Regions from separate parts of the Mus musculus genome. Here region 2 is linked to region 1. The links are chromatin loops, found by intact Hi-C in ENCODE. Cell type or tissue: gastrocnemius. All regions are shown on one strand. Links, peaks and the distances in the headings refer to the core of each region. The heading gives the core; the rest is flanking DNA.

Region 1 (5,373 bases), core at 291-5,290:
CCCACCACCAAATTTCTGCCATTTCCGCAAACCTCTAGAAAGCCTGGTAGAGCTGGAGGGGGCAGGGAGGGAATTGCCTGAGGCGGCCTCTGCACCCAGGGAGAGGAGTGGAGAGGAATGTCCACCATGGTTGGGTGGGATAGTAGATTTCTGATAAGGTCTGTGTGATACTCTAGGTAGGAAAATAGGGTCTACCACATGCCCTGCTAACAGCTCTGTCTCTGGGGCAGGGCAATGGCACTGGTGAGGCCCGGGACATGTATGTGCCAAATCCCTCTTGCCGAGACTTTGCCAAGTATGAGTGGATTGGACAGTTGATGGGGGCTGCCCTTCGGGGTAAGGAGTTCCTGGTGAGTAACCCAGTTGTCACCCTGTCAGCTGAGCCCAGGTCCCGCAAAGGAAAGGCCAGTAGACCTGGTCAGTTCAGTAAGAAGACAGCGGTGTTTGTCACGCAGGTCCTGGCCCTGCCTGGGTTTGTGTGGAAGCAGCTGTCTGGAGAGGAAGTGAGCTGGAGCAAGGACTTCCCAGCTGTGGACTCCGTGCTGGTGAGTAGGGCTCCGACCCACCGCTCCCCAGTACCTGTGTGACTCCCGGGGCTTCAACTGATAGCTTTGTTCTGGTAACTCCTAAAATCCTTACCTCCAGCCCTCACTTCTTTCCTTAACCTGGGTCCACACATGCATTAATTCAAGATGGCACTGTTGAGCCTTGCACTCTGCAGACTCTTCACCTTATCCCCAGGCCACTGCCCTCTCAGGCTTCAGGCTCAGAGCCACGCTCTATCTGCCTTTGCCGTAGTTATCAGGGTCTTTATCTGGGTTTGTATTTGTTCTTTTTTTTTTTTTTTTTTTTTTTGCCTTTTGTAAAAAAGCATATTTGTGTGTGTGTGTGTGTGTGTGTGTAAGAGAAAGAAAGAGAGACAGAGACGGTAGGTGTATGCACTATGGCGCACGTTTGGAGGTCTGAGGACAGCTTTTGGGAATTGATTATCCCCATGCAGATCCAGGGCTTTGAACTCAGGGCATCATCGGGGTTGGTGGCAAGTGTTTTTATGCACTGAACCATCATGCCAGCCCTGTTTTGCTTCTTGCAGTAGGGTCTCACATAGACTAGGATATGTAGCTGAAGATGACCTTGAATCCTGATCTTCATGCTCTACCTCCTGCGTACTGGCAATGCACGCACATGCAGCCATGCTTAGGGTCACTCTTAACTCTAATCCCCAGCATCCTGTCCAGCCTCTCCCTGGACTTAGTGCACGTCTCCCTCCCGTCTCATGCTGTCCTCCTGGTTCAGGCCATCTTCCCTCTGTTCTGACCATGTATTATAAAAGCTCCTGTCCCTGCCTCTATTCTTATCCACCTCATGCTGCCAGGGTAATTCATCTCACTCATTTAAATCATTCGATGCCTCTGCTCTGGGCTCAGGATGGAGCGAACCCTGTGAAGGCCTTTAATGGCTCCTGTGTCTCAGCCATTTGACTCATACTCGGGCCCTAGCAAGACATTCTTTAAGCCTTTGGATTTTTCATCTTTGTCCAAGATGTTCTGTCTCCCAACTTCCCTTGCGGCCAAGCCAGTGTCTGGCTGTCGTTTGGGTGCCACGTCCTGCAGGTGCCCTCCCTAGGCTCCAGGGCTGGCTGCTGCTTTCCCAGCTCTTTCCTGGCCTCTGCACTCCCCGTTACCGATGGGGAGAGGCTGCTGCCCCGGTGGAAAGCTGACCGACAGCCCTGCCTCTCCCCAACTCCAGGTGAAGCTCCTGGAAGTGATGGAAGGAGTGGACAAGGAGACGTTTGAGTTCAAGTTTGGGAAGGAGCTGACATTCACCACCGTCCTGAGTGACCAACAGGTCGTGGAGCTGATTCCTGGGGGCACGGGCATCGTGGTGGAATATGAGGATCGCTCCCGTTTCATCCAGCTGGTGCGGAAGGCGCGGCTAGAGGAGAGCAAGGAGCAGGTAGGAGAACAGGAGCAGCAGGCCCTTCCCTTGACGCCAGAGCCCACTGGTAGGCGACCAATATCCACCCTGATGCTGGCTTCCATGACTGCACCCCATTCCTGCTGGTCAGTGAGTACAGAGATGCCCCAGTGTACGCTGAAAGTAGTGTCCAACTTTCCCAGGCAGGCTTCTTCCTCCTCCCTAGGTGGCAGCCATGCAGGCAGGTCTGCTGAAGGTGGTACCACAGGCTGTGCTGGACTTGCTGACCTGGCAAGAGTTGGAAAAGAAGGTGTGTGGGGACCCAGAGGTCACTGTGGATGCTCTGCGCAAGCTCAGTGAGTTCTAGGCGATAGGGCAGTGAAGCCGAAGGGGCGGGGCTTAAGGACTAGCCCAGTGAGAGCTAAGCATGAACTCCTGCCTTGGCCCCTCCAGCTCGGTTTGAGGACTTCGAACCATCTGACACACGCGTGCAGTACTTTTGGGAGGCTCTGAACAATTTCACCAATGGTCAGTAGAGGGCAGAGTGCTGCTTGCCTTGCCTTGGGACGTGGCTTGTGGATTGAAGAGGCGGGCGGGAATTTATAGAGCTTCCTTCATCAGTGCAAGCCTTAATTTTCTTCTCCACCCAGAGGACCGGAGCCGTTTCCTGCGCTTTGTCACCGGCCGCAGCCGCCTCCCTGCTCGGATCTACATTTACCCAGACAAACTGGGGTGAGTATGAGTACAGAGAGGGGCAGAAGGTGCCCCCCACACACACATGCACGCATACGCGTCACTCCACAACTCATAATCCTTTGCCCTTCCCACCTTGCAGCTATGAGACCACAGACGCCCTGCCTGAGTCTTCTACCTGCTCCAGCACGCTCTTCCTCCCACACTATGCCAGGTGAGTCTCCCGAGGTGGGAGGGTGGTTGGCAGGGAAGGGCACCCTGGGAGCAGCAGAGATGCTGGACAGACCACCTTCCTCCCTCTGTAGTGCCAAGGTATGCGAGGAGAAGCTCCGCTACGCCGCGTACAACTGTGTGGCCATCGACACGGACATGAGTCCCTGGGAGGAGTGAGGCCGTGCCCTAAGCGTGTACGCTGCCCTCACCCACACCAGCCCGGTTTGGGTCTCAACAGAGGTGATGGGTTCAGAAATGTCAGCACAGTGGGCCCTGTACCTGAGTATGGTCTGGTCGCAGTGGGAGGCGTGAATTGACACAGACGCTCCAGTCCCCACAGACCCACGAACCCTACTGTGCTGGGGCTTGCTTCCCTAGGTATTTAGCCTTGGTGAGAGGGAATCGTCCACAAGCCCAGCACACGCTGCCAGGCCTGAGCTACTTGAAGGGGGCAATCTAGCTCCCCAAACAATGGACTATGTTTTGGTTTCCCCCATTCCTCTTTTTTTCTAGCTTCAGCCATGGCTCAAAATGTTTAAAAACTGGTAGAATGGTACTTTGAGCAAGGGGCCAATGACAGAGTAAGGTCATCCTCCTTGGTCACGGGTCCCTAAGAAAGAAGCCCCAGTTGAGACCCATCCCTTGCATACTAGCCTTCTTCTTTCCATAGCAGAGGTGTGTGAGCTTTGTTCTTCCAGAGGCTTGGCATGGACATCCGCTCAATACCCAGGCTTTACCAGCAGCCAAACTACTGTCTTCTGGATCATATCCAGCCCAACTCCATTGCTCCTTCACCCCCAAGAGTTCACAGCTGAGGGACCTTCTGTCCTCTCTGAAATTTCAGTGGTTGCTGTTTCCACACTCTAAAATAAGGCCTAGACGTTAAACTTCCTCTAAGGGTGGTGCACACCCTTCCATTACCCTCAAGAGCCTCCATGGCACTCCTGTAGGACGTCTTACATTGGGGAAATTGAATAAATGGAGAAATTCATTTTTTTAGAATGTGCTTTTGGGATCCCTGCTAAACTCATGGCACTCCTAGAAAATCGCTGTGTCCTAGAAGGAGCTCCGGGGCTGCCACCCTACTGATAGCAGGGGATGTGCGCCTGATGGGAGAGGTGGGCTTCACAGTGACACAGTGGGGCATCTGTAGCACAGCCTGGGAATGAGAGCTCAGACCAGAGGACAGAAGGCTGGGCTTTTGAGATGATTGTGGGATTCAGAGTCTGGAAGCTCACCTCCAGCAGCAAGTGAGCAGAATGACGGCACATGGAGGGTGAAGCTGGGGTAGCTGATGAGCACCCGGATCCTGATACACTTGGGAGCACCTGTCTGCCCCCAAATGCCACATATCTAAGGTCCAGAGACTCTAGCCCTGTCTTACCCCAAGTACTTCCACCCTGAAGCTCAATGCACTAGACGCCATCTTGGTGTCCTGGTACAGTGTAAACAGTCAGTTACCCATCAAAGCAGACTGAGCCCTAAAAATCTTTCCTAATGTGTCGTCTTCAGCTCACGGTGCCATTGAGAAAGCCTCTTCACATGGCTGTGTGCACGCCCAGACCTATCTTTCCCACACACTGAGCCTCCTGGGGCAGCCCCATCCGCCCATGTGCTTTGGGGGACCCACAGGAGACAAACATGAACACCCTCCCTCCCAGGGAGCCCCAGCACCTGCACACACACCCACCAAACTCTGCTTCTCAGAAAGCTCCCCTGGCTCTGTTGGGGAAGGAGTGCTTCCATAGTGTCTGGGAAGGGCCTTCCCTGCAGAAGCTGTGGGGTGCAGTTTGTCTCTATGCCCCCACACATGCCCTTAATAACTCTTTTACACCATATTTTTCAGGCTGCTTTGCATTTACTTATTCATTTAGAGATGAAGTGTGGAGTACAGATGTCAGGCACCAGCTGCAAAGCACCAAGGCTAAGTCGGTGTTTGCTCCAGAGCACACACTCCCCACAGAAGCTTGCTACATCTTTCTCATTAAGTAGCAGTGTAGAGCAAGTGTCTTCTTGGTGATGAATTATACTTCTAAGGGGATCCACTGAAATATTTTATTCTCTATTAAAATTTTATTTTTAAAATCACGTATATATATGGATGTCTATGGGGTGGGAGTGTGCGTGACTGTAGGCACTCAAGGAGACTGGAAAAAGGCATTGGATCCCATGGAGCTGAAATTACAGGCATTTGTGAGCCACTTGATGTAGGTACTAGGAACTAAACCCAGGTTCTCTGGAAGAGCTATAACTGCTCTTAACTGCTGAGCCAGTTTGCTCTTTAATAAGCCCGGAAACATTTTATTCTTTACATGACCCATCAAATGACTCATCTCTGAGACACTTACAGTCCTCACTTTGGTTTTGTTTTGAGACATGGTCTTGCTTGTAATCTTAGCTGTCCTGGCCTAAAACTCCTTATGTAGCCCAGGCTGGCCACAAACTTGCAGCAGTACTATATCTGCCACCAAAATGCTAAGGAACCCTTTCATGTGAAGGGTTTTCTGCCACTGCTTGCTCAGGGGCAACCTGTGGATGGCACTTGCTTTC
Region 2 (5,373 bases), core at 97-5,096, 210 kb after region 1:
GTAACCACTGATGTAAAATGCCACCCAATCCTTTTCTGCTTTAGAAGTCTACAGCCTTCGAGTCAGTTTACCCAGGGCGCTGTCTCTGTATGAAATAGCCAGCATGCTGGGGTGGGGTGCACATAGACATCTTGGACTTATAGCTAGGATTTAAATTTGACCTTGCTGTCGCGAGGACATGTTGAGAGAGAAAGACCCAAATGGAAGTATTTCGAGCCCAACTCCTAATGACCCATGGCATCTTATTCCAAATGGCCCAAAAGACAACTGGTGTTGTAAAATTTACTAGGGTGAGGTGTCTATTTAGCTACCTAGATATGTACCCCACATAAATGAGAGGCGATGATAATTCTCTTAAACTAAAATCAAACAAAAAGCCCTATGCTGGGTGGTACAGTACACATATTTAATCCCAGCACTGAGGAGGCAGAGGCAGGTGGATCTCTGAGTTCAAGGATAGCTTGGTCTATAGGGTAAGTTCTAGGACAGCCAGTGCTAAGAGAGACCCTATTTCTAGAAACCAAACCAAACCAAACCAACCAACCACCAAAAACCCTAAGCCTCCCCCTCCCTTTTAGAGCAGTAATTCTCTGGGAGAAATTGTCTCTCCCACTCTGTCACCTGTCTCTCCTGCAGCATTATTTCCCTTTTTAAAAATGTAAGGCAGGCAGTGGTGGCGCACGCCTTTAGTCCCAGCACTCGGGAGGCAGAGGCAGGCAGATTTCTGAGTTCGAGGCCAGCCTGGTCTACAGAGTGAGTTCGAGGACAGCCAGGGCTATACAGAGAAACCCTGTCTTGAAAAACCAAAGAAAGAAAAGAAACTAAAAAATGAAATAGATAAATTGTGTGTGTGTGTGTGTGTGTGTGTGTGTGTGTGTGTGTGTGTGTGTGTGTGTAAGAAAGAGAGAGAGAGAGAGAGAGAGAGAGAGAGAGAGAGAGAGAGTCAGGGATAACTTGCAGGAGTCCCGTCCTTCTGCTATGTGGATCCTAGGGATTGAATTGAAGTCATCACACTTGGCTGCATGCACCTTTACCTCGTCTGCCCGGCATGTTTTCCTTTTAACTCTTTCTGCTTTGACGTAAAAGTATTGATGTGTAGACCAAGCTGCCCTTGAACTTGTAGGCGATCCTCTTGCCTTTGCTGTTGGCCTCTGCTTCCTCTGTATGGTGATTGTGAGGGTGAGCCACTAGGTCTGACAACTGCATCTTTTTGTTGTTGAGACAGAGCCTCATATAGCTCAGGCTGGGCTTCAGTACCTGGTCCTTCTGGAGGAACTCTAGTCAGCCTAAGCACGACAAACATGGCTCTGGCAGGCTGCCTGCCCTTCTCCCCCATCCCCTCTGCCTTGCTAAAAACTGTTAAAATTACATTCCTAAAGCTAGCCACCAAGCTCTAGCCTCTTGACCACTTCCTCCTCAGGAGGCTAACTACCAAAGTCTTGAAGTCCAGCAACCAAAAGTTCTCTTTGGCTCATCTAATTTACATGCCCAATGAAAACTAAATACCTCAGGCTGGAGAGATGGCTGGCAGTTAAGAGCACTGACTGCGCTTCCAGAGTTCCCGAGTTCCATTCTCAGCAACCACATAGTGGCTCACAACCATCTATAAAAGGGTCTGACATCCTTTTTGGTATGCTGGTGTACATGGAGTCAGAATACTGAAAACAATAAAAAAGAACATAAATTTAAAAATTATTTTAAAAAGCCGGGCATGGTGGCACACGCCTTTAATCCCAGGCAGAGGCAGGCGGATTTCTGAGTTTGAGGCCAGCCTGGTCTACAAAGTGAGTTCCAGGACAGCCAGGGCTACACAGAGAAACCCTGTCTCAAAAAACCAAAAACCAAACCAAACCAAACCAAAACAAAAAACAAAAAACAAAACAAAACAAACAAACAAAAAAAGAACAACAACAAACAATGAGCTACCTCACCATAACACTGGGTTTCCTTTATAAACCAGGAAACCTTAAAAAACACCATTTGCCTATGGACCGCATCTGTCTGCTCTCTATGCAGGGGCAGTCCTCTGTCACCCTCCGGGACAAATACTCCTTCTTCTTCTCCCCTGTTTTCCCTTCTCCCTTGTCCTCTGTCTCCTGCCTTTGTCTCATATTCCTGCCTTCCGTCCCTCAGGGGTAAACAAATCTCCTTTGTGCGGAGAACTTGGTCTTGGGTGTCCTTCGCTTTCATCTCCTCTCCAATGTTGGGATTACAGGTTATAAGTGTGTACTGCCCTATTGGCTCTATAGTAACACTTTAACAACTCTGTCCTAATCGGATACTGGCCTCCTGCTCTTGTCACACTGTTCCCAGCACCACGTGTGTGAATTTGGGTGATGGTGGAGGGGAGTTACCAGTTCACCCTGACATGATGTGATGGCCTTTAAACCCTCGCATTAGGGAGTTACAGTCAGGCAGATAGATCTCTGTGAGTTCTAGGCCAGCCTTGTCTATATATCAAGTTCTGGGCTATCCATGGCTATTAAACAACAGAACAAAACTGAGTCGTCAGTCTGGAATAACAAGTTTGATGTGTGACCCACGCCTGCTGTTCAAGTATGGGGACGCAGGCAGACCATCTCGAGTCCAGTCATTTTCAGCTATCTGGAGAAACTGAGACTATAGGAGACCCTGTTCCAAGCAAACACCCCTAAATAAGCAAACAAAAGCCAGCAACTGTTCGGTTGTATTGTTTTCTGTGGAGCTTTCAATAGCTCCCCCATTACATTTCAAGATAAACCTGAGGTAAGGAAAGTTCCAGCCCTCAGCCCTTCCCACTTGCTTCTCTCGACCCTCTCGTGTTTGACTCCTGTGTCTTTGAACTTTCCGTTGTCATGCTTGGCACACATTCCTGTGTCTTAGGGCAAGGACCTCAGATGTTCAATCCTTTGTGTTAATACAATACTTTCTTTGTTGTTTACTTACTGATTAATGCGGAGGGTGGAATCCAGTGTCTCGTGTATAGACAAGGGCTCTTTTTTTTATTTTATTTTATTTTTTTTTAGAGCACGTTATCCCAGAGTGACAATTTTAACCCAGACTTGCCTAGTAGGGTAGTATTCCGAATATTAGTTGGCATTTGTACTGCCCCCTGGTGGTCAGCCCACGCTTTACAGCGAGTGTGTGTGTGTGTGTGGGGGGGGGTGGGGATGAAATAACTAAGGCATTTTTAGAGGCGGGACGGCGGCGACTTGATCTCATTTACATACCCACAATGCACTGCAGAGAGGTCATTGCTTGATTTAAAACCAGAAATCGCTGGTTTCTTTTTTCTATCTTGATTTCCTTCAAAATGGTATGACTTTCACAGATTTAAGTGAGACTAAAGCAGAAATTTTGTGTACTTTTGAGGAAAAAGTTACCATCGGTGATCTAAGATACACAGTCAGGTGAGAACTGCATACAGCGACCCCCTTCCATACTCTGGTTTCTCTTCAGATCGTATAAATCTTTCGCCTTTTACTAAAGATTTCCGTGGAGAGGAACAAATCTGAGTCTTAACCCAATTTTTTGAGGTCTTGTGCTTACAAGACTAGTAATGGTAATGAAAAGATAGGATGTTCTGCCAAAGAGATTCTCTTAAAATTCTTCTGGGCATATACCCAGAAGATGTTCCAACCGGTAAGGACACACATGTTCCACTATGTTTATAACAGCCTTATTTATAATATCCAGAAGCTGGAAAGAACCCAGATGCCCCTCAACAGAGGAATGAATACAGAAAATGTGGTACATTTACACAATGGAGTACTACTCAGCTATTAAAAAGGATGGATTTATGAAATTCTTAGGCAAATGGATGGACCTGGAGGGTATCATCCTGAGTGAGGTAACTCAATCACAAAAGAACTCACATGATATGTACTCACTGATAAGTGGATATTAGCCCAGAAACTTAGAATACCCAAGATATAAGACACAATTTGTAAAACACATGAAACTCAAGACGAACGAAAACCAAAGTGTGGACACTTTGCCCCTTCTTAGAATTGAGAACAAAACACCCATGGAAGGAGTTACAGAGACAAAGTTTGGAGCTGAGACGAAAGGATGGACCATCTAGAGACTGCCATACCTGGGGATCCATCCCATAATCAGCCTCCAAACGCTGACACCATTGCATACACTAGCAAGATTTTGCTGAAAAGGACCCTGATATAGCAGTCTCTTGTGAGGCTATTCTTGAGCCTAGCAAACACAGAAGTGGATGCTCACAGTCAGCTAATGGATGGAACACAGGGCCCCCAATGGAGGAGCTAGAGAAAGTACCCAAGGAGCTAAAGGGATCTGCAACCCTATAGGTGGAACAACAATATGAACTAACCAGTACCCCGGAGCTTGTGTCTTAGGCTGCATATGTATCAGAAGATGGCCTAGTCGGCCATCAGTGGAAAGAGAGGCCCAATGGTCTTGCAAACTTTATATGCCTAAGTAAAGGGGAACGCCAGGGCCAAGAAGTGGAGTTGGGGGAGGGCATGGGAGACTTTTGGGATAGCATTGGAAATGTAAATGAGGAAAATACCTAATTAAAAAAAAAAAAAAAAAAAGAAATCATCTTAAAGGAGCTGGGCGGCTGTGCACGCCTTTAATCCCAGCACTTGGGAGGCAGAGGCAGGCGGATTTCTGAGTTCGAGGCCAGCCTGGTCTACAGAGTGAGTTCCAGGAAGAAACTCTCTTAAAAACAAAGCAAGAGAGTAGCCCCACCCTCTCAAAAGGAAGAAACCCAACCAATGCAGCAAAGCAACGTTTTGGTATTCTCTCCTTGGGTCCTCGCCTACTCTGGTGACATGAATGAACCACCCAGGTAGGCGCACTGGTGTGTGCCTTTAATCCCCACACTCAGGAGGCAGATGCAGACAGAAATTTTATATGAGTTCCAGAATGGCCAGGACTATACACACTGAGATCCTGGCTGGAGAAAAAAAGAGAAATATCGGGCAAAACCTAACAGCAACAAACATAAGCCAAACCAAAACGAACAGAATCCCCAACAAAACACTCAAAGCAATGGGGAGAGCAAGAGAGCCCAAAGGAACTCAAACTGAAACACAAAGCCGAGTTAGCTGGGTCTGGTGGCACAGGCCTGTGATTCCAGGCGGCAGAAGATCTAATGTTCGAAGCCAGCCTAGTAAACTTAGTTTTATTATATTTTGGCCTCAGAAATAAAAAGTAGAAACGATCTGGGCTTGGGCCTTGGTACCATGCAAGGCAGCCTAAGAGACTAGGGGTGGGGGTGGGGGTGCGGGTGGCAGGAACAGGAGTGTGGACGGCTCAGTCAAAGTACTCGGGAGGTCAGCAGATGGTTAGGGAGATGAAGATTCGGAAGGGACTTCAAGGAACACTCTGGTATTGAGTTACAGGAAGGAAGAGCAA

Evidence for each region. A loop is a pair of places that touch in the nucleus more often than their neighbours do. Peaks named below come from ENCODE experiments on the same cell type or tissue, not always from the same donor. Only the 100,000 strongest peaks of a DNase experiment are listed, where the experiment ranks them.
Region 2: it touches region 1 in a loop (2.9-fold over the local background); 5 of 42 quality-filtered maps call a loop at or near these places.

Annotation. Positions count from the first base shown.
Region 1 is chr4:117,000,367-117,005,739 of GRCm38, forward strand. It overlaps Hectd3 (HECT domain E3 ubiquitin protein ligase 3), which reads left to right. Exons shown (of 21, transcript NM_175244.4): 14 at 231-350; 15 at 456-545; 16 at 1,750-1,956; 17 at 2,144-2,273; 18 at 2,371-2,445; 19 at 2,568-2,649; 20 at 2,753-2,824; 21 at 2,916-4,911. The coding sequence ends at 3,000. Among named protein-coding and RNA genes, the nearest start is that of Hectd3, 7.7 kb to the left of the region's middle. In gastrocnemius, for the core only: a CTCF peak has its summit at 2,445 (motif pointing right); a DNase peak (open chromatin) is centred at 2,418.
Region 2 is chr4:117,207,426-117,212,798 of GRCm38, forward strand. It overlaps Gm23287 (a small nuclear RNA gene), which reads left to right and starts at 3,419; the gene lies at 3,419-3,534. In gastrocnemius, for the core only: a CTCF peak has its summit at 3,091 (motif pointing left); a DNase peak (open chromatin) is centred at 3,096; H3K4me3 peaks cover 429 bases; H3K27ac peaks cover 870 bases.